Linked DNA regions of Homo sapiens: regions 1, 2 and 4 are each linked to region 3. A link is a loop called in an ENCODE intact Hi-C map of the cell type or tissue named here. Cell type or tissue: PC-9. All regions are shown on one strand. Links, peaks and the distances in the headings refer to the core of each region. The heading gives the core; the rest is flanking DNA. Region 1 overlaps RIPOR3 (RIPOR family member 3). Region 2 overlaps RIPOR3 (RIPOR family member 3). Region 3 overlaps PARD6B (par-6 family cell polarity regulator beta). Region 4 overlaps RIPOR3 (RIPOR family member 3).

Region 1 (7,352 bases), core at 1,074-6,073, 81 kb before region 3:
GAGTGACAGCAAGAACTCACTCACTGGTGAGAGGGTAGCACTTCCAAGCCATTCATGAGGGATTCACCTCCATAGCCCAACACCTCCCACTAGGCCCCGCCTCCCAACACTGCCACAGTGGAGATCAAATTGCAACATGAGTTTTGGTGGAGACAAACACCCCCTATCCAAATCACAGCACTACCCCCGAACTTTCCATTACACGAACCAAAGAATCTTCCTTTAAATTAGTGTCATTGGGTTTTCTGGGATTTACCTTTTTTTTTTTTTTTTTTTTTTTGAGACAGGGTCTTGCTCTGTCACCCAGGCTAGAGTGTAGTGGCACAAACACAGCTCACTGTAGGCTCGACCTCCTGGGCTCAAGGGATCCTCCCACCTCAGCACCCCCCACCTATGCCCTCAAAGTAGCTGGAACTACAGGAACCACCACACCTGGCTAATTAAAAAAAAAAAATTTTGTAGAGGCCGGGTGCGGTGTCTCATGCCTGTAATCCCAGCACTTTGGGAGGCCGAGGTGAGTGGATCACCTGAGGTCAGGAGTACAAGACCAACCTGACCAACATGGTGAAAACCTGTCTCTATTAAAAATACAAAAATTAGCTGGGCGTGGTGGCACATGCCTGTAATCCCAGCTACTCGGGAGGCTGAGGCAGGAGAATCGCTTGAACGCGGGAGGCGGAGGTTGCAGTGAGCCAAAATCACGCCACTGCACTCCAGCCTGGGCAACAGAACGAGACTGTCTTAAAAAATAAAAAAAAAAATTGTAGGGACACAGTTTCACTATGTTGCCCAGGCCAGTCTTCAACTCCTGGGCTTAAGCAATCCTCCTGTCTTTACCTCCCAAAGTGCTGGGATTACAGGCATGAGCCACCACACCCAGCCTAACATGTTTTTAATAACCAAAAGAAAATAAACATCTCCATAGCCTTGTGACACATCCTTTTTTAACCTGAAATTGGTAGAGTAGGTTTCTGATTCATAGAACCCAAACAAACATTCCTCCCTAAAGCAGGCAGAGGCTCTTTGGGAGAGTTTACTTTCAAAACAGTGTCCCTGCAAGTCCCAAGTGACAAGTTCCCCTTTCCTGGTCTGAAGCATTCTGAGGAGAGGCAAAGAGGTTAAGGCTTAGCTGCAGGAACACGCTGTCCCCACGACAACCCCTTCTCAGCCTCGGAACTGCTGTTATCAGAGTTGTGTTGTCTCTTGAAGGTCCGGACAAAGGGTGAAGCCAGGACTCCTGAGTCTAAAGGGCAGGTCGGGGCCTGGGAGAGAAGGGGAAGCTGGCCTGGGGCAGAGATATGTTTTCCATTTCCCCTGGGGTCCCGCGCAGGACAGCTGCTGTCCATAGCCAGTTCAGCCAACCGTGGGAGGAATCACATTCACTCGACAGGCAGGCAGTGGCGGCACTGGGATTTGAACATGGGGCTGATGGGCTCCAGGCGTGGCACCTGTGCCACTACAGTGCGGGGAAGCTCTGACTGCTGCAGCCTCCGTTGTCGCCACATCTGCCCTCGAATTTCCCTTCCAGCTGGTTCTGCAATCAGCAGCCCCTCCAGACATCCCTGGGAGGCTCCAAGGAGCTGACTCCTGATGAGGAAAAGGATCAGCCGCAGACTCACTCCTCCTCCAGCCACTTCCAGACCCACGGGAGGCGTGGGTGTGACCCAGACTACCTGGGAGCATCTGCTTTTGTCTTTATCCAGGGCAGGACCCTCTGAAGGAGGAGCCCTCAGAGAAGAAGGGAAAAGCCAAAAGGAATTAAAAGCCAATTTCCAAATGGAAATAAATAAGCAGTCATAATTGGCCACATTGGTGAAATTGGGCACTAAGGGCCAGGCAATGGGCTGTGGGATAATGTCACTTGAGGCTTACGGCCACGCTCAGAGGAAGGTGCTGAGGTCCAGGGAGGTTCAGGCAGGTGACATGACTCACCCAGAGCCACTGGCTGGAGAGTGGCAGGGCTAGCTTGGAGCCCAGGTGGTGGACTTCATAGGTGCAGCCGTGACTGCTGTCATCCCTCCCATGGGGAGTTGTTGCAGAGAGTGAGACACAGCGCCCTAAGCTATTTCTCCATCTGGTGTGCCTGGATGCCTCTGCCCACCCAGGACCCTCCTCTCGGGTGGCCCACCACTGCCCTTCCATCACAGTTCATACCTTCTCTCGTGGACCCACAGGGGTGTCCACTGGACCAGGACCCCAGGGAGGATCCCAGTCCTGGCCCCACCACTCTCTGGCTGGTGACACGGGGGAAGTCAATTCTTTCCAAGCCTCAGCTTTCTCACCTGTACAATGGGAGTTTGTGCTAGACAAGAAGTTTTCAGGACGGACACAGTGGCTCACGCCTGTAATCCCAACACTTGGGGAGGCCGAGGCGGGTGGGTCACTTGAGGTCAGGAGTTCGAGACCAGCCTGGCCAACATGGTGAAACCTCATCTCTACTAAAAATATAAAAATTAGCCAGATTGTCATAGCGCATGCCTGTAGTCCCAGTTACTCGGGAGACTGAAGCCAGGAGAATCACTTGAACCGGGGAGGTGGAGGTTGCAGTGGGCCAAGATCTCACCACTGTACTCCAGCCCGGGTGACAGAGAGAGACTGTCTCAAAAAAAAAAAAAAAAAAAAAAGTTTTCAAACTGCTGACTGCACCTGTTTGTAGGCCCTGAGCTCAACTGAGTGAGTCACACAGGTATTCACTGACGTGATTCTGCCTCCAAGGCCACATTTTCTCCAGTGCACCTCTGTCCTTCAGCAAGTGACCTGAGGCTGGGACTGCCACATGCTGCCTCCCATCAGCACCTTACCCAGACCTACTGCTGGCTACAACGTGCTTAATGATTGTCAGGTGGCTCACATACCCTGTTCTGTTCGGCTTCACAGTGTCTGCCAGCCCGTGGAGTATGGCACAGTGGCTACTAGCCAGGGTCAGGCAGTGCGACTCCACCTCTCCAAGCGCCCCAGTGCAGCGTCTGATCATAGGGAATAACTCTACCTGCTTCACAGGACTATTCTGTGAATACTAATTAGGATAACATATGTGAAGGTCTTGGCGTTGTGAGCACATGAGCCCAAGGTCAGCTCCCTAAAATGATGAAGTTCATATCACAAGAGGCCCCTAGAGGTCAGGACAGCCTTTCGGTACCTTTCTATGGCAAACAAGCGGCTGGTTCTCTGCCACCTATTTTCTCCCCTTCATTGGGCAAGACTGAGCTGGCAGAATAATGGCCACATCAGTATTTACTCTCTACTTTCTGGCTTCCCTAGATTGGTGCCAGCCATTTGTCCCCCCATCCAAGACAACCCTGATCCCCATCCCCAGAAGGAAAACACCTCACCTCTCTCACAATTTGAGAATGGCTGTCAACTCGAGCACATTATTAGATTTAATTGTATCTAATACTTGAATACCTAATATATTACTTTCTCTCTCTCTCTCTTTTTTTTTTTTTTTTTTGAGATGGAGTTTCATTCTTATTCCCCAGGCTGGAGTGCAATGGCGTGGTCTCGGCTCACTGCAAACTCCGCCTCCCGGCTTCAAGCGATTCTCCTGCCTCAGCCTCCCGACTTGCTGGGATTACAGGCTCTCGCCACTACACCTGGCTAATTTCTGTATTTTTAGTAGAGACGGGGTTTCACCATGTTGGTCAGGCTGGTCTCGAACTCCTGGCTTCAGGTGATCCACCTGCCTCGACCTCCCAAAGTGCTGGCACTATAGGCGTGAGCCACCGCACCTGGCCCCAATATATTACTTTCAAGGACAAAAACTGCAATTACTTTTGCACCAACCTAATATTTAAGGTAGGACACCGTGAAGCCCAGTGAGATCTCTGTGGTGGACAAACAGCGTGGCTGCTAGGCTGTGAGCCCTCCCGCCTGTCTGCTCTCCATGCTGTGCGCCACTCCTGAGAGCTGGGTCAGCAGTCGCACTGTTGGCTTTGCTCTGACCTCGAGTCTATTTCTTTTCCATGTGTGTGTGCAGCCGCTGCCTGGAGTGGAAATCTCCACTGAGGGACAGACCTTCTTTCAAGGCTCACATCAGGCAGGATCCCACGGGAAAGGGGGCTGGCTGAGTCAGGAGGGTTCTCTGCCTGAGTTCCCGTGTGACATTGGGCAAATCACTCAACGCTCAGAGCTGCGCATTTTTATCTCCATCTGCTTGGAGCAGGAATTGCAAAGAGTTTCAGCTCAGGTTCCAACGCCAAGGTGGGAGATATTGGTTGCTTTGGGTATAGTGTTGAGATAGATTCTGAGGCTGTGTATGGGCTCACTAGGAAAGGGTGCTGTGTCTGCCATGAAGTGGGAAATCGGTGGGGGAAGAAAAAAGAAACCCGGCTGGGCACGGTGGCTCACACCTGTAATCCCAACACTTTGGGAGGCCGGGGCAGGAGGATCACCTGAGGTTAGGAGTTTGAGACCAGCCTGGCCAACATGGCAAAAACTTGTCTCTACTAAAAATACAAAAATTAGCCAGGCATGGTGGCGCATGCCTGTAATCCCAGCTACCTGGGAGGCTGAAACAGGAGAATCACTTGAACCCAGGAGGCAGAGATTGCAGTGAGCCAAGATCATGCCACTGCATTCCAGCCTGGGTGACAGAGCGAGACCCTGTCTCAAAAATAAAACCCAAAAAACAAAACAAAACAAACAAAAAAACCCCATGGTGCTGGCCGGGTGCGGTGGCTCACGCCTGTAATCCCAGCCTTTTGGGAGGCTGAGGCAGGAGGATCACTTGAGCCCTAGAGTTCAAGACCAGCTTGAGCAACATGGCAAAACCCTGACTCTACTAAAAATACCAAAAAAAAAAAAAAAATGCTGGACGTGGTGATGTGTGACTGTGGTCCCAGCTACTCAGGAGGCTGAGGCAAGAAGATTGCTGGAGCCTAGGCCTGTCTGGCTAACTTGGCTCTACCTTGGCTCAGAGCCCCCTCTTCCTTTTTTTTTTTTTTTTTGAGATGGAGTCTCGCCCTGTCGCCCAGGCTGGAGGGCAGTGGTGTGATCTCGGCTCTCCGCAACCTCCGCCTCCCGGGTTCAAGCAATTCTCCTGCCTCAGCCTCCTGAGTAGCTGGGATTACAGGCACGCACCACGACACTGGGCTAATTTTTTGTATCTTTAGTAGAGATGGGGTTTCCTCATGTTGGCCAGGCTGGTCTCGAACTCCTGACCTTGTGATCCACCCGCCTTGGCCTCCCAAAGTGCTGGGACTACAGGCATGAGCCACTGTGCCTGCCGGGTGGGTTTCTTATGGCGAATGATCCCACACCACTTTTCAGTGCACGTAGTTACATGGAGTAGAACACAGACAGTCACACCTCCACGTTCTTTTGGCCACCATGACTGGTTCAACCAAGGAATCTGCTCCAAGCTAGGTGAAGGAAAATCAGCCCTAAGGCCCCCCGTCGCCACGCACCTCACTGTATCCAGCTATACCTAAAGCCAAACCGAATCCCAGACATCTAAATTTTATGAGCCAGTAAATTCCCTTCTTTGCTTAAGCCAGTATAAATCAGGGTCCCATCCCTTGTAATGCTGAGTCCCAAGGCCCAGACTCTGGGCCTTTCGTTTTTCCATTCAGGCCCCAGAATGAAGACCAAGGAAGGGTTTATTAACATGACAGTGAACATCTAGGGCCTTATATACATTTTTCTTCAATTCAGCCAAGACAAGAGGCCTAGAATACAGAGAAAGGACACCCATTTCTTTTCTTTTCTTTTCTTTTCTTTTCTTTTCTTTTCTTTTTTGAGACGGAGTCACGCTCTGTTGCCCAGAGTCACGCTCTGTTGCTGGAGTGCAGTGGCGCAATCTCGGCTCACCGCAATCTCCGTCTCCCGGGTTCAAGCAATTCTCCTGCTTCAGCCTCCCAAGTAGCTGGGACTACAGGTGCCTGCCACTACACCCAGCTAAATTTTGTATTTTTAGTAGAGATGGGGTTTCGCCTGTTGCTCAGGCTGGTCTCGAATTCCTGACCTCAGGTGATCCACCTGCCCCGACCTCTGAAAGTGCTGGGATTACAGGCGTGAGTCACCACGCCCAGCCTAGGACACCCATTTCTTTGTTTGTTTTGTTTGTTTTTTGTTGTTGTTTGTTGTTTTTTTGAGACGGCGTCTCACTCTGTTGCCTAGGCTGGAGTGCGGTGGTGCCATCTCAGCTCACTGCAACCTCTGCTGGGTTCAAGCGATTCTCCCTCCTCAGCCTCCCAAGTAGCTGGGACTACAGGCGTGTGCCACCATGCCCAGCTAATTTTTGTATTTTTTGTAGCAATGGGGTTTCACCATGTTGGCCAGGCTGGTCTCTAACTCCTGGCCTCAAGTGATCCACTGCCTTAGTCTCCCAAAGTGCTGGGATTACAGGCGTGAGTCACCGCGACCAGCCTAGGACACCTATTTCTTCAAACATAGGAAGAAACATCTTATCTGCATGATCCCTCCTGGGGAGCTATCTTACGGTCTTATGTGATAAGGTGACCTCTCCTTTGGGTGAGTGGAGTAAAAAAGCGGGCGAGGTATCTGGAATATGCTTCTATCCCTCCTAACCTCCCCTACAAACAAAGCTTTCCTGAATGCCTTGTCCTTAGCTTCCTGGACTCTGAACCTAGCTTGGCTAAATTTTCTTTTTAAAGCATCAGCATAAATCATGAATACCTTGGGAAGGGAACATTAACCATCAGCCGGCAAAGTTAAAATTCCCCTCCAGCCCACTTAAATGGACTGAAACCTCCACCCCATCCCCAAACGAGCCTCCCTGGCCTTGTCCTTGAACATTTCAAAATCGGGTTTCTGCTTTAAGTTCTTTAAACTACTTTTTTTTTTTTTTTTTTTTTTTTTGAGAGGGAGTCTCGCTCTGTTACCCAGGCTGGAGTGCAATGGCACGATCTTGGCTCACTGCAACCTCCACCTCCTGGGTTCAAGTGATTCTCCTGCCTCAACCTCCCAAGTAGCTGTGATTACAGGCACCCGCCACAACGCCCAGCTAATTTTTGTATTTTCAGTAGAGACGGGGTTTCACCATGTTGGTCAGGCTGGTCTCAAATTCCTGACCTCGTGATCCGCCTGCCTCGGCCTCCCAAAGTGCTGGGATTACAGGCGTGAGCCACCGCGCCCGGCCGCTGCTTTAAGTTCTTAACACGTCCTCACCGCGGCTCAGCTCACTGTACGGCCCCTGCATAGAGAGGGGAGGGCAGGGGCCATGATACTGAACTCACAGCTCTGGGCATTTCTGAAGTCTGGCCCTTGAAGCTTTTCCTAGAGCAAATTGTTTTCTTCTCCCCTTCAGGAAACTGAAAATTCACACAGCAGCCGTGGGAGTCAGAGTAGCAAAGGCTTTGAGATCACATAGACCTGGGACACGTGCTTGCTTT
Region 2 (7,352 bases), core at 1,188-6,187, 67 kb before region 3:
CATGGTGGGAGGATTGCTTGAGCCCAGGAGTTTGAGGCTGCAGTGAGCTATGATCAGGCCACTGCACTCCAGCTTGAGCAACAGAGTGAGATCCTGTCTAAAACAAGATGGGACACACAGGAAGTGGTGGTGCAAAGATGGTGCAGCCGCAAGCTGAGGAACAACAAGGATCCCTGACCACCAGCAGAAGCTAAGAGGCAAGAAAGGATTCTTCCTTAGAGTCTTCAGAGGGAAAGTGGCCCTGCTGACACCCTGATTTCAAACTTCTAGCATCCAGAACTGTGAAAGAACGAGTTTCTGTTGTTTGAAGCCACCTAGTTGGAGGTGCTTCATTACAGCAGTCCTAGGAAGCTAATACAGGTGGTTACCATGCACTAGGTTCTCTGCATTATAAATGCATCATATGTGTGAATTCACCTAAATCCTCACAACAACTGTAAGAGGTTACTATACCATGTTACAGAGAGAGTGATCAAGACTCAGAGAAGTTAAGGGACTCATAGCTGGATCTAGATTTGAATTTGGTCTATCTGGTCTAAAGCCCACTTTTAAGGACCAACTGTGTATGCCAAGTGCTAGAGCCACTTCCTTGCTCAGTCCTCACCGACCACACTGTGCTATCTTTATTCACATTTTGCAGTTGAGGAAACAGGTTCAGGCAGGTCTGTCCAAGGCCACCCTATTTAGGGTCTGACAAAGCCAGGTTCATCTGACTCCAATGCCAACGCCCATGCTGTTGACCAGACCATCCCTGCCAACTTCCCAATATGAATGCTTTGAGTGGCTCTCGGCCCCCGGGCTGTGGAACACCAGCACACCAGTGCCTGGAGGGCAGCAGCTGTCCAGCAAATGTCTGCTCATTCATTTGTTCACGCATTCAGGGCAAGTCGAACGGCAGACGGGGCAGGAGATCCAGGGCCAGCATCGATGGTGCAGGGAGCCCTCTGGCCCCTTAAATATCCTCAGACAATCCCAGAAATCATTCCTGGGTCTACCTTATGTGGGTTTTCTAGAATAGCTACTGCTGAACTGTAGGGTAGTGAGGGAGAGACACAAATACAGGCAAAACCACACAACAGCGAAGATTCCATAAGGGCAGGAGTGTTTTTCCACCAGGAAACAAGAACCAGTTCATCTGAGTTCCTTCGCCTTTTGTCCCAAGACACAAAAATGTCAAAAATGTGCAAGGGCTCTGGCCACAGATGGATACTGTGTCTCACCCCGACGGGCTGCTTCCTGCATGGGGCTGAAGGTCAGGGTGAAGGTTGCTGCCCTGAGAGTCAGGGGAAGTTGGTCTGCCTCCTGCTGTGTCACGTACTTGCCATGGTGTGTGGGATGAGGCCCATCATCTCCCAGAATTAAGCTGTAGCTGACTATAAAACCACAGGTGAGGGCTGGGTGTGGGGGCTCATGCCTGTAATCCCAGAATTTTGGGATGCTAAGGCAGGAGGTTCGCTGGAGCCCAAGAGTTCAAGACCATCCTGGGCAACATAGAGAGACCCCGTCTCTACTAAAAATACAAAAATTAGCCAGACATGGTGGTGCATGCCTGTGGTCCCAGCTACTCTGGAGGCTGAGGTAGGAGGATCACTTGAGCCCAGGAGGTCAAGGCTGCAGTGAGCCGTGATCATGCCACTGTACTCCAGCTGGGGCCACAGAGCAATACTCAGTCTCAAAACAAAATAAAAAAACCCACAGGTGAGGTCACATCAGGCTTTTCCCCTTTATTCTCCCTAAGGGCTCCACAACATCAGAAATGGGTTTCTCTATCAGTGCATCCTCCAGATTCTACTTTTTTTTTTTTTTTTTTTTTAGTAGAGGTCTTGCTTATACCCAGGCTGGTTTCAAACTCCTGGGCTCAAGCAATCCTCCTGCCTCATTCTCCCAAAGTGCTAGGATTACAGGTGTGAGCCACCCACACCCAGCCCAGATACTGGGCCCTGTCCGTCAATCCATTTGCAGTCACCAAGCACCAGCTGCGTGCACCGCATTGTGCCAATGTCTGGAAGGATGCTCACAACTATCAACACAGATAACTAATAATATCAACAATACCACAGTGTAAATGCAAAGCAATATGTGCCTGGTCTCATTTAATTCTCACATCAAACCCTTGGGATACATATCATTAGCACCCTCATTTGCTAGAGAAAACTCAGTTCTGAGGGTGGATGATTTGCCAAGGCCCTGGGAATTCGGACTAACTCCCTTCATAGGTGGCTGCAAGTGCCTGTGGCCCAGACATTCCCATAGATAGGTCATTTTCTCACACCAGCTTATATTTCTTGTGCCAGACACAGGGTCCAAACCCATTTGCATTACGTCTCTGAGACTTCACAAGACCTTCCTGTGAATTTGTTACCATTATTATTATTATTTTCTTGTTTTACTTTTTTTTTTTTTTTTTTTTTTAGACCGAGTTCTGCTCTTGTTGCCCAGGCCTGGGTGCAGTGGCGCAATCTCGGCTCAATGCAACCTCCACCTCCCGGGTTCGAGCGATTCTTCTGCCTCAGCCTCCTGAGTAGCTGGGATGACAGACACACACCACCACACCTGGCTAATTTTTGTATTTTTAGTAAAAATGGGTTTTCACCATGTTGGTTAGGCTGGTCTCAAACGCCTGACCTCAGGTGATCCACCTGCCTCGGCCTCCCAAAGTGCTGGGATTACAGGCGTGAGCCACCGCGCCTGGCCTTTTTTTTTTTTTTTTGAGACAAGATCTCACTCTGTCACCCAGGCTGGAGTGCAGTGGGGCGATCTCAGCTCACTGCAACCTCTGCCTCCCTGGTTCAAGTGATTCTCCTGCCTCAGCCTCTCAAGTACCTGGAATTACAGGCACGTGCCACCACGCCCAGCTAATTTTTGTATTTTTAGTAGAGACGGGGTTTCACCATGTTGGCCAGGCTTGTCTTGAACTCCTAACCTCAACTGATGCACCTGTCCCGACCTCCCAAAGTGCTGGGATTATAGGCATGAGCCACCGCGCCTGGCCTTATTATTCGTCTTCTTAGTCTGCTTTCAGATGAGGACACGGAGCCACAGGAGTTACAAGGGTGGAGGTGCTGGGAAGTCAGGACCAAAATCAGCCTCCTGACTCCCCATCTCATTTTCTCAATCATCATGGGTTTTGCCCCCCAAGAAGAGAACCAGCCACCATGGGTGCTAAACCGGTGGCTGATATAGCAAAGTGTGTTGGAGCAGAGATCCCAGCGGGCTTCCTAGAGGAAGATCACAAAAAATGGGCAGAGCCCACAAGGCACAGTACAGGTTTCCTCTCTCCAGTCCACATAAGGGCATTCACCAGGAACCTGGGGGCTGGGTGGCCTTGGCCCAACCCTCTGAAACTCACCCTGTGGCTCCTCACTCACCAGATGGACACAGCAGGAATCTGTCCCACCTGGCTCAGGGAGGGCCTACCCCCACCTCCCACCCCACCCCACAGGCCTGTTTGCATGCCAGGCCAGAGTTGGCCACATGCCCACATATCTCTCCTCGTTCTGCAGGCTCCGGGAAGGAAAGTCCAAGGCCAAGGTTATCATGGGGTTCACATACCTTAAGGGGTGGGTGGAGGGGTTGGCTCACAAGCTACAGGTTATTCAATGCAGTGCTATTCGTGATCACAAAAGATCGGAACTGATCTCACGTCCATCATCAGGGGACTGGACTAAGATATTTTGGCACAACCACATACGACTCAAGTGTCAAGGGAGGAAGAGTGGGGGAGTCTTGAATAAATAACAAAAGCTGGCGTTGACACAGGACTTTGCACATGGTGGAGGCTCCTTGCAAGTGCTTTGCATGTTATTAACTCATTCAATCCTTACATCACCCCAGGAGGAGGAACCATTATTATCTGTTTAAAATGCCTGTAATCCCAGCACTTTGGGAGGCCCAGGTGGGAGGATCACTTGAGTTCAGGAGTTCAAGACCAGCCTGGGCAACAAAGTGAGACTTCATCTCTACAAAAAATTCAAAAAATTAGCCAAGCCTGGTGATCCACACCTGTAGTACTAGCTATTCAGGAAGCCAAGGTGGGAGGATTGCTTGAGCCCAGGAATTCGAGGCTGCAGTGAGCCAGGATTGCACCACTACACTCCAGCCTGGGTGACAAAGCAAGATCCTGTCTCAAAAAAAAAAAAAAAAAAAAAAAAAAAAAAAATATATATATATATACACACACACACACACAGAGAGAGAGAGATACACATATAATATTTTAAAATATATATACCTCAAAAAATATATATATAATATTTAAAAATATATAAAATGAGGGTGCCACTTGGTTGAGTTTATGGTTAAAAAAAAGAATAAAATTTAAAAAAGAGGCACCAAGAAGTGAAGTTTCTTGCCCCAGGTTCATGGCCAACAAACAGTGGACTGGGCCGGGCACGGTGGCTCACACCTGTAATCCCAGCAATTTGGGAGGCTGAGGTGGGAGGATCGCTTGAGTTCAGGAGTTCGAGACCAGCCTGGGCAACATGGCAAGATCCCATCTCCACTGGTGCAGTGGCTCACGCCTGTAATCCCAGCACTTTGGGAGGCTGAGGTGGGCAGATCACAAGGTCAGGAGATCGAGACCATTCTGGCAAACATGGTGAAACCCTGTCTCTACTAAAAATACAAAAAAAAAAAAAAAAAATTAGCCGGGCGTGGTGGCGCTCACCTGTAGTCCTAGCTACTCGGGAGGCTGAGGCAGGAGAATCACTTGAACCTGGGAGGCAGAGGTTGCAGTGAGCCGAGATCGCGCCACTGCACTCGGGCCTGGGCAATAGAGTGAGACTCTGTCTCAAAAAAAAAAAAACCGTCTCTACTAAAAAACTGCAAAAATTAGCCAGGCATGGCGGCATACACCTGTAGTCCCAGCTACCCAGGAGGCTGAAGTGGGAGGATCACCCGAGCTCAGGAGGTTGAGGCTGCAGTGAGCCAAGATCACACCACTGCGCTCCAGCCTGGCAACCAGAGTAAGATCCTGTCTCAAAACAAACAGACAAACAAACAGTAGACCTGGAATTTGGTGCAAGCAGCAGGGCCAGATCCATGCTTGGTCCTCTCCTCCCAGCATCTCTGTTTTGTCCTGGGTCCCTCTGCCAGGAGCTCCCTGGAACCCGGGAAGGAAGAGAAGCATGCAGACAAGCGTCAGCACCCCCACCCTCCGCTGGCCTTGGGGAGCAGGTGTCATTAGACGAGGCTCAACTGAAGCCTGCATCTGAAACAGATTCTCATAACTCAGGCGCTGTGGTAGCCAACTTCTCTCTACAGTCAATTACGGCCAGCGGGGCCCACTGATTATTTTTATAGCCTTTCCTGGAGTCATGACAAGGAAAACTAAATGATCCACAGGACCCCTTTCATCACTAACAGCCGGGTTTCACGGTTGGGGGTGGAGGAAGGAAAGAAAAATCACTTTTTTCCCCACTTTGAGTTAATCAACAGAACTCAAGTCTGGGCAGCCAATATGTTGGTGTTGAGAAAAGCTGTTCTCAAGCAGAACTAATTGGCAACAGAAATGGAATTTTCTTCCCCACCTCCCTAAAAAACATAAACATGCTTTATCCCAGAGAATTACCCTTCAGAATAGGTATTGCAGACGTGTCGTGTGCAGCCGCCTGTGCGAGGCTGGTAATCTCACGCCGACCTGGCCAAAGGCTGCCTGTGCTGGTTACAGCTCAACCAGAGCAGCCTCTTACGCAATACAATGGTCATGAAGGTCAGTGGCCCAAACCAGCCCAGCCAGACCAGAGTGGACACTTGCTTTCCTGATGCCCAGCACCTATCTCCTGCTCCTACGAACAGCCTTTGGCTTTTGTTGGGTCGGGGGGTGGGAGGGCACCCTGATTTGCAGGTACAAGTGTGAGTGGCATTGATACCCCCTCAACTCCAGAGATGAGCTCTGACAGGCGTAAGCCAAAGAACATATTCCGGGGAAATTTCAAGAAGGGGCATATGACCTAACAAGAAACAATAGCTGGCACAGTGGCTCACACCTTAATCCCAGGACTTTGGGGGGCTAAGGCGGGTGAATCTATTTCAGCTCAGGAGTTTGAGACCAGCCTGATCAACAAAGTGAGACCCCAGTCTCTGCAAAAAATAAAAACTGGCTGGGCGTGGTGGTGCATGCCTGTAGTCCCAGCTACTTGGGAGGCTGAGATGGGAGGATCTGCTTGAGCCCAGGAGGTGGAGGCTGCAGTGAGCCAAGATTGCACCACTGCACTCCAGCCTGGGCGACAAAGCCAAACTCTGTCTCAAAAAAAAAAAAAAAAAAGAAAAGAAAAGAAAAGAAACAATAAGGCACTAGAAAAAAAAAAACATATAATGAGGCTTCTGGAAAAGATAGCTCTTTTTATTTTAGAGAAATTGAGGTTCAAAGACGTGATGTAACTGCTCAGAGGTATACAGTGAGGTGGTAGGGGATCCAGGGTTTGAACCCAAGTCTGTAGGACTGAGGAGTTTGCAACCCTTCACTGCAGGCGCTACTGAAAGGCAGCATAAACCTTGGACGAAGCCAGAAGAGCTGGATTCAAACCCAGTTCTGCCATTTACTCCCTGTGTAATTTCAGGCAAGTCACTTAACCTCTCTGTTCCTCAGTTTCCATATCTGTAAAGTGGGGCTTCTAAGGGCACCTCCATTTGCAGGATCTGAGAGGTAAATAATTAACAGCAATATCTGTAAAGTGCATGCAACAGTGCCTGTCACGGACCAAGGATTCGCCCCTTCCTCACCACACCGTTCCCCACACGCGTTGAGAACCAGACCAAATAAAAGGAGGTGGAGGGGAGGAAGGAAAAGTTGATGTTATCAGATCTGTAATCCCTACGCCATGTGTTCCTTTCTGTAGCACAGCTGCCAGGCTTGCCTCTCCTGCAGGAGAAGCTGTGCCACAAAGATGTGGGACGTCACAAACACGCAGCCCATTCAAGGCTTTTGGACATTCCAGCCCCGTCCTTGATGTCAGTCAAGATCTAGGGCAAATTCCACCCATTCAGGTGGCAAAAAGTAAGATGTTTGACAAATGCCATGTGTAGAGGGTGGCTTGTGAATTGGTACAACCATTAGAAGATAATTCAGCATACGATTTCATATTCCAGCAATTCTACTTCCAGGTACAAACTTGAGACACACTCCTGTATGTGTGCAATAGGACAGTACAAGAACCCTCAAAGCAGAACCGTGTATGTAGCAAACAAAACTGACAAATGGAAACAACCCACATGGTCATAGACAGGAAAAATAAATGCTGGTATGCCATGGAATAGTACACAGCAGAGAAAAGTGAATGAACAAGTGATAAGCAATTATATCAACGAATTTTAGCAATAAAATGATTTATAAAAATGTAAGTGCAGGGGCT
Region 3 (7,352 bases), core at 1,030-6,029:
TGTTAGTAGAGACGGGATTTCACTGTGTTAGCCAGGATGGTCTCGATCTCCTGACTTCGTGATCCGCCCGTCTCGGCCTCCCAAAGTGCTGGGATTACAGGCGTGAGCCACCGCGCCCGGCCGCACTCTGTCTTTTAAGCAAAGTTGAGCAGATGCTTAACTAGAAATCTGATTTTATGTAAACCTTAATGAACATTTAATTCAAGGAACTAATATAAAGTATGACATTAAGTATAGTTACATTTTACTGCTTGATTACAGCACATTTTCTGTTTGCTTTTTGATTTCAGTTAGGCATCAGTAAGGCAGAAGTTACACTTAATATGTACTGGTGTTTTGTTTTGTTTTGTTTTAAGTCTTGCTCTGTCACCCAGGCTGGAATGCAGGGGCGTGACCTCCACTCACTGCAACCTCCGCCTCCCAGGTTCTTGTGCCTCAGCTTCCAGAGTGGCTGGGACTACAGATGCGTGCCACCACGCCCAGCTAATTTTTGTATTTTTAGTAGAGACAGGGTTTTGCCATGTTGGCCAGACTGTTCTCAAACTCCTGACCTCAAGTGATCCGCCCACCTCGGCCTCCCAAAGTGCTGGGTTTACAGGTGGGAGCCGCCGTGCCTGGCCCCAAGTGATTTATTTTATTTTATTTTATTTTATTTTTTTTGAGACAGAGTCTTACTCTGTTGCCCAGGCTAGAGTGCAGTGGTGTGATCTCGGCTCACTGCAGCCTCTACCTCCTGGGCTCAAGCGATTCTCCTGCCTCAGTCTCCCAAGTAGCTGGGACTACAAGCGTGTGCTACCATGCCCGGCTAATTTTTGTGTTTTCAGTAGAGACACGGTTTCACGACGTTAGCCAGGCTGGTCTCAAACTCCTGACCTCAGGTGATCCACCCTCCTCAGCCTCTCATAGTGCTGGGATTACAGGTGTGAGCCACTGCGCCTGGCCCCCAAGTGATTTTTGAAAAGCAAATTGCAAAACCATTTTAAAATTTAAAACTATGTGATCTTTTAACATCTGATACTCTACTAAAATTTCTTTAAAGTGAAAGCTTACAATTCAATGTGTAAACTACTTTATAGTCTGAAGTTTAAGATAGTGTTGTTGGATATCTTGAAAAATTTTTATAACAATTTATTGTTAGAAGAAAAACCCCATACTCTATTCCTAGAGCAGTTATCATGGGAGCAAAAACAAAGCACAAGAAACCTGGTATCTTAAAAGTTATTTTCATGCAGAGGATCCCAATCCCCCATTCCCTGTTAAGAGTATTAGAGTTTATCCTAATTGATTCGGGAGATGGGGAAGAGAAGGTACAGAATAGACTTTCTGCTCTCATTGTTGAGGTTATTGCTGTGCACTAAAAATTTTTAAAAAAATATTTAAAGCTTGCGCCTTTTAAAAATACTCAGGTCATTCCTGTCAGTTTGGAATTCAGCCAGGGAAATGTGTATTTTTAAAAGCTTCCCAGCCAGTCCTGATAATCAGCCAGGTGGAGGATCTGTTGATGTGCTACAGAACAGACCCCTCTCCAGATCTAGTCAGAATCTCTACATCCAGACTTCTTGCTATAACACCGTCTGTTTTTGATTGACACCAGACACATATGTTTACCTCTTCGATTTATTCTCGTTTTATTAGGAACACTAGAAAGGCTTTGCTTTAAACTTTGTCTCTCATAGGGCATGCCCTTACACAGATGTGACTTTGTGGCCCAGATGCTGGTAACTGGGCATCTAAATCATCTCTTAGATTTTGTGCATTGGACATTATTTTGTAGGTGTCTTTTAAGGTTACATTTTTATGAATCAGGGTTTAAAGTTGTCTAAGGAATATACATTTTAGTAGTAAATTGTAAATTATAGTTTTAACAAAAGATATGGCCCAGAAATGAAAAAAATAAATTACAGCCTGTAATCCCAGCATTTTTGGTGGCCGAGGCGGGCGAATCACAAGATCAGGAGATCGAGACCATCCTGGCTAGCATGGTGAAACCGTGTCTCTACTAAAAATACAAAAAAATTAGCCGGGCTTGGTGGTGGGCGCCTGTAGTCCCAGCTACTCGGAAGGCTGAGGCAGGAGAATGGCATGAACCCAGGAGGCGGAGCTTGCAGTGAGCCTAGATCGCGCCACTGCACTCCAGCCTGGGCGACAGAGCGAGACTCCGTCTCAAAAAAAAAAAAAAAAAGAAATTGTGGAGTAACATCTCAGTATGTGACACCAGTTACTCACAACAGAAACGTGGGTGTCACCTTTGACACATACCTATTTTTTAGTCAGTCACCAAGCCTATTAAAACTGTGTTCTAGTTATTTTTCAGATTTGTCTCCCCATTTCCATGTCCTCTGCTCCAGGCCAGGTGCCATCCAAATTTACTGAAGTAGCTTCTTTTTTTTTTTTTTTTTTTTTTTTCTGAGAAGCAGTCTCGCTCTTGTTGCCCAGGCTGGAGTGCAATGGCGTGATCTCGTCTCACGGCAACCTCCGCCTCCTGGGTTCAAGTGAGTCTCCTGCCTCATCCTCCCGAGTAGGTGGGATTACAGGCATGCGCCACCATGCCTGGCTAATTGTGTATTTTTAGTAGAGATGGGGTTTCTCCATGTTGGTCAGGCTGCTTGCGAACTCCCGACCTCTGGTAATCCGCCCACCTCGGCCTGCCAAAGTGCTGGGATTACAAGTGTGACCCACTGCACTGCGCTGGCTGCAGTAGCTTCTTGTCCTCCCCCTCCACGTCCTTCTCCAGCCTGCAGCCGGAGTGAGCTTTGTAGAAAAACCAAATGAGTTCACTATCACTGTCTTCCCTTAAAATCCTTGATTTTCTTCCCTTTGCCCTTAGGCTAAAGTCTGTAAACTTTGGTACTTCCCAGGAGGCCCTGTTTGTCTGTTTGGCCCCTGGCTGCCTCTGACTCAGCTCCTGACTCCCTCCCTCCCTCCCTCCCTCCTGCTTTTCACCCTCTGTTCTAGCTGTATTGGATTTCTTTGTCTGGCCCTCCCTCTTCTGGATATTGTCGAGTCCTGTGCCTGGAACATTCTTCTTGCCTTCTACTATTAGCCCCTGGCTGGTTTTCCTCACAGAATCACTTCCCTGGAGAAGCCTTGCCTTACTCCTACAAGCCAGGCCAGGTCCCCTTTACATACTTCCCCAGCATGGTGTGCTTATAGCTCTCAGCACCTTTGTTATAATTTACTTAGAGTATTTGAAATTATTTGTTAGTTGCCATCTCCTCTTTTAGATTGTAAGCACCACGAAAGTAGACACCATACCTATTTTATTCACCAAATCTGTACCACAGAGCACAATTCCTGGCACATAGTCAGTGTTCGTTAAATATTTGGTGATTAATTTTTCTGTATTAGGAATGAAGGGGTCTGCAAAATTTGAATATCTAATTTGCTTTAAGTGATATTTAATCTTTTTAAAGTTGCCAGATCTGGCTGGGCGCAGTGGCTCACGCCTGTAATCCCAGCACTTTGGGAGGCCAAGGTGGGCGGATCGCCCAACGTCAGGAGTTCGCCACCAGCCTGACCAACATGGTGAAACCCTGTCTCTAATACAAAAATTAGCCGGGCATGGTGGTGCATGCTTGTAATCCCAGCTACTCGGGAGGCTGAGGAAGGAGAATCGCTTGAACCCAGGAGGTGGAGGTTGCAGTGAGCCGAGATCGTGTCATTGCACTCTAGAGCGAAACTCCGTCTCAAAAAAAAAAAAAAAAGTTGCCAGATCTATCTCATTTAACCATTTTATATTAGAGCAAGAGTTGGCAAACTAAGGCCTGTTGGCTGCTTTTGCATATAAAATTTTCTTGGAACAGGGTCTCACCATTGCCCAGATTGGAGTGCAGTGGTGCCATCTTAGCGTACTTCAGCTTCGACCTCTCAGGCTCAAGTGATCCTCCCACTTCAGCCTCCCAAGTAGCTTGGACTACAGGCACAAACAAACCACCATGCCCAGCTAATTTTTAAAATTATTTTTGTAGAGACAGGGTCCTGCTATGTTACCCAGGCTGGTCTTAAACTACTAAGCTGAAGCAGTCCTCTCACCTCGCCCTTCCAAAGTGCTGGGATTACAGGCATGAGCCATCATGCCTGGCCACATAATATTTTATGGATTGTCTGTGGCTGCTTTTACAAGAGTGATTATATAGCCTGTAATACCTAGACATTTACTGTCTGACTCTTGACAGAAAACGGTTGTCAACCCCTGGATTAGAACATTTTAAAACATTATTTCATTATTTGATTTCTTCCTCTGATCTTCAAGTGGGGCATAATCTTGAACTTTGTTGATGGCTGTACTATAATGGTTGCTGTTTTGTTACTGTATGGGGATACTGATGGAGCTTATGTAGAAGTTTTTTTTTTTTTCTAGATTTGCTTTTTACTCACTGTGAAGCTTTTATGTCTTACATCTGCCTGCCACCCACAAATGGATCCTTACCCTTTGCTCTGAATGTGTGGTTTATGACCCTCTATGAGCAAAGGAATGAGATTACTAGGCTTTTCAGAATTAATGTTTAAAGAGTAAGAGGTTCAGAGGGAAGCCCTGCAGGATAAGTGAAGAACAGCCACTATTTGTGTGTAAGAAAGTAAGACATCCAGTTTGACTATTTGGAGGCCTTCTAGGTGGATCCTTGTCTGTTCAGTTAGCCGAGATCATTGGCTGAAGAAAAGGCTTGGGATAAATGCGGTGCTGCTGTATCAGCCCATATCATGTACTGTTGCATAAGTGAATTTATACAAGTGGACAGTTGCTATGATCAAGTTTTCAAACTTTCCATCTCATTCTGAGTTTAATGCTCTGATAGTGTTCAGGTAGAAAGTCAACTCCAATTCCTTGTGGACATTCACCTTTACACTTTAACACCCTGAACCCTGGCTTTCTGCCAAAATATTTTCTTTCCCAGTGGCTGGAAACTGATTAGCTAGATGGGAGAACAAAGGTGGCTTTGTACTGGGGCATATTGCTTTTGAGAATTTAGCAGAGAGCATTCAAATGGAGTCTGGATGTGATGCCAAATTATGCAGATTTGGAGTTTATTTTGGTTAGGTTTCCCATGAGTAGGTATGTAGGCAACGTAATACTGTTCTCAGTTTATATGGTCTGGAATTTCCCTTATAAATGTTATATAGGCTTTCCTTATTGATTGTTTTAAAACACAAATATGTATGATTTTGAGAAAACACATTACCAGAAGACTATTCTTGATAGGTTTTTTTGCCAAAAAGATTGTTGTACCAATGGATTTATATCCAAAGCCATATTATAAATACATTTCTGTCTCTGTAAGAGCCCAATGCAAATACTTATAAATGATTACAAGTGTCCCCAAGGGGAAAAAAATGCCAAAAAAATAAGATACCCGTAACCTTATATATTTATCTGAAACTAGGTTTTGAAGAGTGTTCACGCAGCATCAGAAAAGAATACTAAAGCTCCCCATACTCTGACATAATTGATACTTGGCATTCATTATTGTGACTTGGAAGATACTAGCCTCGTAAGAAAACCTGGGCTCTAGTTCTTTCTGTGTAACTTACGTTGTACCCTTAATTTATTGGTTATAAAGTGAAGATGATAATAGTTTAGCAATGAGGGGGTTTAGGATTAAACAAGAGAATATGAGTTGAAGCGCTATACAAACGCAAGATGGTGAGATTGGTGTTTTCTGTGGCAGCAGCTGAGACTAGGATTTTCAACTATTTTGTGGAGGAGGAGGGAAGCCATTTATTTTTTGTTGTTGTCTTTTCTTTTCTTTTTCTTTTTTTCTTTCTTTCTTTTTTTTTTTTTTTTTTTTTTTGCCTAGCCACTGGAAAACCAGGGAGAGGCATTATTGAAGTTGTTGTGTTTTTTTTTTAATTCATGTAAATTTCACTTTTTAGTTTATCCTCATTGTAGTTATTTTTGAAAATACTATTTTAACTTTTGTTTCTGCTGTTAGTTTCATTTTCTGTTTTACCTCTCATTCTCTGATGAAATGTTTTGTTTATAGACTATCTTCCTTCAGCCATATAATTTAACCATATCTGGTGTTAGGTGTTCTGTTTTCCCTTTTAGTTTATTATTTAATTAGGCGGCAGTATTTAAAGATCGCAAGATTTTGCCTAAAAACAAGACTTTCTGGCATGAAGAAAATCTGCGAGGAACTGAGAAGCAGCTATGCCATCTAAATGAGGCAGGAGCTCTCCAGTTTGCCAGAGTCCTACTACTTCCTATTGTCTGTGTCACCACCACTGAGGACAAAATACCATTGAACTTTATGCATAGTTTTTCACACAGTAAAGAAAAAAGTTAAAACTCCACCTTTGCCTCTTTCAAAATGAAAATGAGAGATCAAGAATTCCTGCTGGGCGAGGTGGCTCACACCTGTAATCCCAGCACTTTGGGAAGCTGAGGCAGGTGGATCACCTGAGGTCAAGAGTTCCATCAAGACCAGCCTGGCCAACATAGTGAAACCGCATCTCTACTGAAAATACAAAAATTATCTGGGCATAGTGGCGCATGCCTGTAATCCCAAGCCACTTGGGAGGCTAAGGCAGGAGAATCGCTTGAACCTGGGAGGCGGGGGTGGCAGTGAGCTGAGATCATGCCTCTGCACTCCAGCCAGGACGACAGAGCGAGACTCCGTCTCAAACAATAGCAACAGAAAACTGAGGGAGAGTGTTTATTTGCAGAATACCAAAATTCCGAAGTGTTTGTTTGATATGCATCAGCATCAATTACATTATCTGCCCACTCAGCCTCTGATATTGGTATATGATTTTACTCTCTGATTTACCTTGAGAATCAAATATCCCACTTCAAGTATTTGAGTTGAATATGATAAACATGCAAATTGCAGGCGTGTTTTTGTTTTGTTACCGAGGCTGGAGTGCAGTGATCATAGTGCGCTGCAGACCTGAATCCTGGAGTGAAGCCATCCTCCCATCTCAGCCTCCCAAGTAGCCGGGACTCCAGGCAGACGCTACCTACCACACCTGGCTAATTTTTTTTTACTTTTCATAAAGACAGGGTCTCACGCTGTTGCCCAGGCTGGGCTCAAGTGATCCACTCACCATGGCCTCCCAAAAAAGCACTGGGATTATAGACGTGAGGCACCACGCCCAACCACATTACAAGTTTTTTAAACAAGTGAAGGAAAAATGTATTTTAAGTAACTGGTTTAAAATGATGTTTTAAGGCCGGACACAGTAGCTCTCACCTGTACTCCTAGCACATTGAGAGGCTGAGGCGGGAGGATCTCCTGAGGCCAGGAGTTCAAAACCAGCCTGGGCAACATAGCAAGACCCTATTCAAAAAAAAGTAAAAATACATATATATTTAATGATGTTTAAGAATATGTAAGATCTGGCCAGGTGCGGTG
Region 4 (7,352 bases), core at 1,281-6,280, 120 kb before region 3:
CCATCAGCCAGGCGCCCTGGCACCAGGCATCACTTAATGACAACATTCTCACAAAAGAGACATGGTGGAAATGACTCTTAGATCTAACTTTGGCATCAGTTCTCTTTTTTTTTTTTTTTTTGAGATGGAGTCTCACTGTCACCCAGCCTGGAGTGCAATGGTGCAATCTCGGCTCACTGCAACCTCCACCTCCTGGGTTCAAGCGATTCTCCTGCCTCAGCCTCCCAAGTAGCTGAGATTACAGGCATGCACCACCATACCTGGATAATTTTTGTATTTTTAGTAGAGACAGGGTTTCACCATGTTGTCCAGGCTGGTCTCGAACTCCTGACCTCAAATGATCCACCTGCCTCAGCCTCCCAAAGTACTAGGATTACAGGTGTGAGCCACCGTGCCTGGCTCAGCATCAGTTATTATAGGGGACTACTGGCCCTTCTCTTCCAACTCCTCCTCTTCCCAGGGGCGGGAATAACGGTATGCTGGAAGCAGCTTCAACCCACCCCTAAAAGCTGGCTGAACAACAAGAGAGAAGGAACAGGCCCTGAATAGCCTCGTGAAGCAGACCTCCCAACACACACACATGCCCTCATCCACCCCTTGGCTCTGGACTGCAGAGAGAGAGAGAGAGGAATAACCAATCTCAAGTAAGCACCTGCATTTTGGGGGTCCTTTTATCAAAGCAACTTCACCTCTACATTAACAACACACTACCCAAGGCTCTGTCTTTTCACTGGTAAAATGGGACCACGTAATACATCAGAGGATGGTGCTGAGAATTCTATTAGATGCCAGGCCCAAAATGTGGCACAAAGGAGACCTTTTACATGCAAGCTGTTGTTAGAATCATCACATCCTATCTGTATCTTTCCCCTGGCTCACAGCTTAGAAAACATTAGGTGCAGGCCAGGCACTGTGGCTCACACCTATAATCCCAGCACTTCGGGAGGCCAAGGTGGGTGGATCAACTGAGGTCAGGAGTTCAAGACCAGCCTGACCAACCTGGTGAAACCCCGTCTCTACTAAACAAAAAATTAGCCAGGCGTGGTGGTGGACACCTGTAATCCCAGCTACTCGGGAGGCTGAGGCAGGAGAATCACTTGAACCGGGAGGCAGAGGTTGCAGTGAGCCGAGATCATGCCACTTCACTCCAGCCTGGGCAGCAAGAGCAAAACTCTGCCTTAAAAAAAAAAAAAAAAAAAGAAAAAAAAGAAAATATTAGGAGTTTGGTAAATATTAAGCTCAGCTGAACGGGGGAAAATACAGTATCCCAAGGGGATTAGAGAACAGAGAACCTGGCCCCTGCAGGCAGAGCGGGATAGCGAGTGCACCCCTGGGTGTTCCCAGCTGGAGACAGAGGGAGCAAAGGTGGAGAATGGGACCTGGTATGCTCTGGGAGTGGATGCAAGGAGCAAGGTTTGACCCAGGCAGAAGTGGGAGTCTGCAGAGGGGCCTGGACCTGGGGCCTCTCTAGTTTTGGGGACCCAGGATGTGTGAGAGGAGGAGAAGGGCAGCTCCCAGAGAAAGTCCAGCTTCCAACACCTTTACAATGACAAGTAATGTCTCTGTAGAGCAGAGAAACTAAGCTCAGGCCAGGGCTAGTGGGCTGCTGAACAGCTGACACCACAAGCCCAAGGGCCTCAGGAGCCTGGTGAGAACACGTGAGCCTAAGTAACTGGGGGCACCTGCTGCCGCCAGGAGCTCGCTAAGGGCTTTATAGAAATATCTCGACTTTCACAACCACCCTAGGAGACAGGTATTATTCTTATTATTATTTTGAGATGAAATTTCGCTCTGTCGACAGGCTGGAGTGCAGTGGCACGATCTCTGCTCACTGCAACCTCCGCCTCCCAGGTTCAAGCGATTCTCCTGCCTCAGCCTACCCAGTAGCTGGGATTACAGGCATCTGCTACCACGTCCAGTAATTTTTGTTTTTTTTAGTAGAGACAGGGCTTCACCTTGTTGGCCAGGCTGGTCTTGAACTCCTGACCTCAGGTGATCTGCCCGCCTTGGCCTCCCAAAGTACTGGGATTGCAGGCATGAGCCACTGCACCCAGCCATTTGTATATATTTAATGTTAAGTGATGCTTTCCAAAGCCCACAGGGGCTGTGCTCCCTCTTCCCCTTGCCCTCCCTGAGGCCCCATCACCCACCTCTTGAACCGGGCCCTCCGCAAGTTTGCCATCTTGAGGCTGGCAGAGACGGTCAGGGCTGCAGACTCGGGAAAAGGCAGGTTTCTGAGAGGTTAGGGACCCCGGCAGGTGGGCAGCAGGCAGTGGGGCAGGAGCTCGCTCACTCCCAGCTCCTGCCTCCAGCCCCCAACAGGTGTGCACCGTTGGCCCAGCCCCGCTTCCATCCACCTGGGGACCTTATACCCTCGCTGCTGCAGCCACACCTGGATGCACCTGCTCCCGGGAAAGCTCTGAGCCTAGTGCTCCTTGTGTGAGGTTTAACAGGACAGGCTCAGTGGCCACTCTGAGAGCCCGCCCACCCGGGGAAGGTGATGCACATGCAGCCTCCAGATGGCCAAATCAGGCAGCATGTCTGGCCCAGGTGTCACAGAAGCCGGGGCAGGAAGAGCCTCTGGGGCCGGATGTTTCACCAGGTCTGGGAGGACTCAGTAAATATTAAACAGCCCCTGGCATGCCAGACAAGCTTCCAGACGGGCACGTGCAACCTGCCGGCCCCAGCCCTCACGTGAGGTTGCTACAGCAGTCCTTCTGCCTGGTGTGGTTGGCAGAGGCCTTGGTACTCGGCTGTTGCAAGTGCAGGCTCTGGAGGCAGACAGGGCCGGGCTCAAGTCCTGCACCTGCCCCCAGCCTCCAGGCGGGACAATTATAGGACTGACTGCACAGGCTTCAGGTGAAGACTCCATGCAACAAGGACGTGAGCCAACCATTTACCCAGGTGCCTGGCGGTGCTGGCCACTGGGTGATGATGACAGGCATGCACTCGGCACTTGCCAAGCTCAAATTCTGCTCTCAGTGCTTTTGTTTTTTTTTTTTTTAATTGAGACAAGGTCTTGCTCTGTCTCCCAGGCTGGAATGCAGTAGCGTGATCTCAGCTCACTGTAGCCTCCGCCTCCTGGGCTCAAGTGATCCTCCCACCTCAGCCTCCTGAGTAGCTGGGACCACAGGAGTGCACAATTACACTCGGCTAATTTTTTGTAGTTTTGGTGGAGACAGGGTTTCACCATGTTGCCCAGGCTGGTCTTGAATTCCTGAGCTCAAGTGATCCGCCTGCCTTGGCCTCCCAAAGTGCTGGGATTGCAGGCGTGAGCCACCACGCCCGCCTGGCCTGCTCTTGGTGCTTTACATGTATGGACTCATTTCTCCTGACACAGTCTTTGAGGTCAGGCCCCCTGGTACCGTCCAGGAAACTGAACTTGCATCACTCGCCTCTGGCTCCAGAGTCTGTGTGCTTGACAGCTTCACAGGCAGGGCTGGATATGAGCCGCCTCTTTCTCCAGCCTCCTCTCCTTGAAACTTAATGGCTGCTATTTCGTTTTCACACCCACACTTCTTAGCCATCCCAACAGAGGAATTCCCAAGCTGAGGAGGATGTCCCAGTGGCTCCTGGCTCGGGGAGTACCTGCCTGACTGCCTGGGGGAGGGAGACCTGGCTGAGGAGGGGCAGGAAAGGGGGAAGGGCAACCATGCCTGTCAACTGGGGCAGAGTAGGACAGTATCGGGGCCTGGCCCTCTCCTCCTTCATCCTCACTGTTTATCCTCTCATCTCTCTATCCTCCCACCCCCCAGGTCCAGCTCTTGGGAAATGGCCTTATTATGTCAATCATTCACACCTTAGTATAAAATTTCCCCACCAGGTTACTTCCCCAAGTGAGCCATCTGACTGTGGAGTAAAAATCCCTGTCTATAGTGAAAGGGGTTTCAAGGTGCCAGAGTAGGGGTCAAGGTGGTGATGGGAAGAGAAGGGGCATCAGCCCACCCTCTCCATGCAGAGCCCTGCCCTCCTGCCAGGTTGTTTGCCTTGACAGTGCGGCTGCGCTTCGGCCTGCTCGGGTTACCAGGGAACAAGGCCAGAAGGTGGGGCCTGAAACCCAATCAGGCTCCAGCCCTGGCTCCAAGGGTTCAGACCCCAGGGAGCTCGACGGAGACAGGAAGTTAAAAATAGATGCACCGCTTCCCCGTCGGTGTGGGCAGCTTCTTCCTTGCCCTCACACAAGGGGGCGGCAGAGGCCAAGGCCAGGTGGGGGCTGCCCAGGGACCTCCGAACCAGCCCAGGCCCAGCATCCTCTGGCATCCTTGACAATCAGATGGGGGACAGGAGGGGTCTGAGATATTAGAGCCATCAGGGCTGTCTTTCCTAGACTAGGACTTGGACACTGTGGGACCCTTGCTGACGGCCAGCGAGCCCTGGTGTCAAGGGGATGGATCACCTCTGTCCTCCTTCCTCCCAAAGAGCTGATCCCAGGAATCCAGGAAGGGGCCAACGAGAGGCAGAGGCCTACCGTGGGGGCACTCTCTGGGCAGAGCTCCCCTCTAGGGCCTGAGGGGACATGTCCCATGGATGCAGGACATTCAGAGGCCCCCACAGGCCTGGCAGGAGGAGAGCTGCAGGCAGGGCCAGTTGTGAAATTTGTGGGGTCTAGTGCGAAATAAAAATGCAAGGCTCTTTATTCAAAATTTATCAAGAATTTTGGGCCAGGCGCGGTGGCTCACGTCTGTAATCCCAGCAGTTTGGGAGGCCGAGGTGGGTGGATCACCTGAAGTCAGGAGTTCCAGACCAGCCTGGCCAACATGGTGAAACCCTGTCTCTACTAAAAATTAGCTGGGCATGGTGGCACATGCCTGTGATCCCAGCTACTCGGGAGGCTGAGGCAGGAGAATCACTTGAACCCGGCAAGTGGAGGTTATGGTGAGCTGAGATTGTGCCATTGCACTCCAGCCTGGGCAACAAGAGCAAAAGTCCGTCTCAAGAAAAAAAAAAAAAAAAATAGCCAGTGTGGTGGCCCATGCCTGTAGTCCCAGCTACTCAGGAGGCTGAGGCAGAAGAATTGCTTGAACCTGGAAGGTGGAGCTTGCAGTGAGCCTAAATTGCACCACTGCACACCTGGGTGACAGAGCAAGACTCTGTCTCAAAACACACACAAAAAAATTGTATTAAGAATTTCTATTTGGTGCCAGGCACAGTGGCTCACACCTGTAATCCCAGCATTCTGGGAGGCCGAGGCAGGTGGATCACCTGAGGTCAGGAGTTCGAGACCAGCCTGACCAATATGGTGAAACCCTGTCTCTACTAAAAATACAAAAAAAAAAAAAAATTAACTGGCATGGTGAGGCACACCTGTAATCCCAGCTACTCAGGAGGCTGAGACAGGAGAATTGCTTGAACTCAGGAGGCGGAGGTTGCAGTGAGCCGAGAATATGCCACTGCACTCCAGCCTGGGCAACAGAGCGAGACTCTGTCTCAAAAGAAAAAAAAAAATACAAAAATTAGCCGGGCGTGGTGGCACGCTCCTGTAATCCCAGCTACTCAGGAGGCTGAGGCAGGAGAATCACTTGAACCTGGGAGGCGGAGGTTGCAGTGAGCCAAGATCGCGCCATTGCACTCCAGCCCGGGCGAGAGAGAGAAACTGTCTCAAAAAAAAAAAAATTTTGGGAGGCTGGGGTGGGAGGATCATTTGAACCAAGGAGGTCAATGCTGCAGTGAATCGAGATCGCACCACTGCACTACAACCTGGGCGACAGAATGACACCCACAAAAATTTCTAGAGCACAACAGCAGAGCGTTCAATCAAAGTACAGAGCACAGGCTACACGCTCATGAAGCCGCCCTTGGGTACAGGGTCTGCAGACCCTACCCCTCCTTCCAGACCACACAAGGGTCCCTACAGTGCTTCAGTGGACCAGCCCCACTCCAGGGCACACAGCTGGGAGAGGGTCACCTGGGCCGGATGGCCCCCTGGCCAGGTAACCCGCACAGCTGACCTTCCCAGCCTTGATTACAGACCCCTGCAAGAAAGTGGGGGACTCTGATAAAGCCCAGGAAGAGGCAGCTCAGAAATGGTTAAGTTGAGAAACAGCATCATTTCCTGGCCGGTTTATACTTAACCCCCTCTTTGCAGCACTTATGGAGTGCCTGCTGTGTGCCTTTCTCAGGCAGCACCCACTCTTTCTGTTCTCTGAGGCTTGGAGTTGGGGCACTGAGCACTAACTGCTCTGGAGCCTGGGTCAAATTCTTCTCGTCTTGGGGCATCAACTTAAACCCTTCCCAGGCTCCCCTCCACTGAGAATGTGTCTCAAGGCCTCACTGCAGCCCATGAGGCTCCGCAGGGTCCTCCTCCCTCCCTGACTGCTGTCACGCATGCCAGCCGCACACCTGCTTTCTGTCCCTTAAAGCTCATTCCCACCCAGGACATCTGCACTCGCAGCTGCCTCCCGCCGCCGAAGGCTTCCCGGCCCACCCCCATCTGCACACGCGCAGATCCACTTCTTCTGTCCCTTCCTGCCTCCACTCCCCATGCCCCTGTCTCGTCAGGCTCTCCCAGGAGACCATGGGTGCCCTCCCCCACCCCCAGTTCAGTTCCCTCACAGCACTGCCACCAGCTGGATCTGTCTCAATTATCACTGGCTTATTGTTTGCTGCCATCAGCTCCCAGGACAGCAGGGCCTGGGTCTGTCCCCAGAGCCCAGGACAGGGCCAGAGTAGGTGCTCCGTGAATATCTGCTGCGTGAACAGGGATTCCTAAGGTGCTTCCAGCTGGGACACTCCAGGATCTTAACCCTGGGGTCCCGGCACCACCACCCATGGGAAGGGAGCCCCCAGGGAAAGGTTAGTGAGCTGGGAGGGCTGACCTCAGGGGGGTGGAGGTGGGGTCCTATCCCCGCAGCAAATGCCCCTGGGAAGGAGCTCAGGGAGCACACACAGGAGGGACCTGGCCTGGTCTGGAGCTCAGGGGTCCTCCCCCAGGACCTAGCAGGAAGCCAATGCCTGCAGGTGATTCAACGGGAACTGGAGGTGGAGGAGTGGGGTAGGAGCTCCAGCGGGAGGACACACATGTGCTGAGGCCCTGAGGCCGGGAGGGGAGGGAGGTAGGCTGCTGGGGCCAGGTCCCAGGGGCCTCTAGCCAGGAGGGCGCTGGGTTTATTCTAAGTAGGTTGGGAATCTTTGCAGGGTTTCAAGTCGGGGAAGAGCATGGTGGGATTTTATTGTTGACTGACTCACTGACCTACTGAGTTCTGCACTCTGCTCTGGCTGGGGACCCCGACCTGTCCACCCCGTTGGCTCAGACAGACAGAGGTTTGGCCCCTTCAGGATGTCGATAAACTGCCCCAGTCCCCAGGCCTGCCTGCTCGTAAATGGTTCCCTGGGGGCTTGCACAGTGCCTGGCA

The links. A loop is a pair of places that touch in the nucleus more often than their neighbours do. Peaks named below come from ENCODE experiments on the same cell type or tissue, not always from the same donor. Only the 100,000 strongest peaks of a DNase experiment are listed, where the experiment ranks them.
Region 1: it touches region 3 in a loop (6-fold over the local background); 35 of 110 quality-filtered maps call a loop at or near these places.
Region 2: it touches region 3 in a loop (4-fold over the local background); 30 of 110 quality-filtered maps call a loop at or near these places.
Region 4: a loop joins it to region 3, with 8 times the contacts of the local background. A loop is called at or near these places in 54 of 110 quality-filtered maps.

Annotation. Positions count from the first base shown.
Region 1 is chr20:50,660,493-50,667,844 of GRCh38, forward strand. All of the region lies in intron 1 of RIPOR3 (RIPOR family member 3), which reads right to left. It overlaps LOC105372659 (a long non-coding RNA gene), which reads left to right and starts at 6,721. Exons shown (of 5, transcript XR_007067644.1): 1 at 6,721-6,767; 2 at 7,268-7,352. RefSeq lists enhancers at 5,401-5,901, 5,902-6,402. In PC-9, for the core only: CTCF peaks have their summits at 3,005 and 3,205; DNase peaks (open chromatin) are centred at 1,959, 2,689 and 3,129; H3K27ac peaks cover 2,731 bases.
Region 2 is chr20:50,674,978-50,682,329 of GRCh38, forward strand. The region is part of intron 1 of RIPOR3 (RIPOR family member 3); the gene reads right to left. Among named protein-coding and RNA genes, the nearest start is that of RIPOR3, 13 kb to the right of the region's middle. In PC-9, for the core only: no CTCF peak of the experiment used is centred there; DNase peaks (open chromatin) are centred at 1,714, 3,534, 4,974 and 5,664; H3K4me3 peaks cover 640 bases; H3K27ac peaks cover 4,747 bases.
Region 3 is chr20:50,741,724-50,749,075 of GRCh38, forward strand. The region is part of intron 2 of PARD6B (par-6 family cell polarity regulator beta); the gene reads left to right. Among named protein-coding and RNA genes, the nearest start is that of PARD6B, 14 kb to the left of the region's middle. In PC-9, for the core only: CTCF peaks have their summits at 2,986 (motif pointing left) and 3,186; DNase peaks (open chromatin) are centred at 2,268, 2,908 and 4,908; H3K27ac peaks cover 5,000 bases.
Region 4 is chr20:50,622,081-50,629,432 of GRCh38, forward strand. The region is part of intron 2 of RIPOR3 (RIPOR family member 3); the gene reads right to left. Among named protein-coding and RNA genes, the nearest start is that of MIR1302-5, 11 kb to the left of the region's middle. RefSeq lists enhancers at 2,924-3,885, 6,761-7,352. In PC-9, for the core only: CTCF peaks have their summits at 4,186 (motif pointing right) and 4,391; a DNase peak (open chromatin) is centred at 2,621; H3K27ac peaks cover 1,046 bases.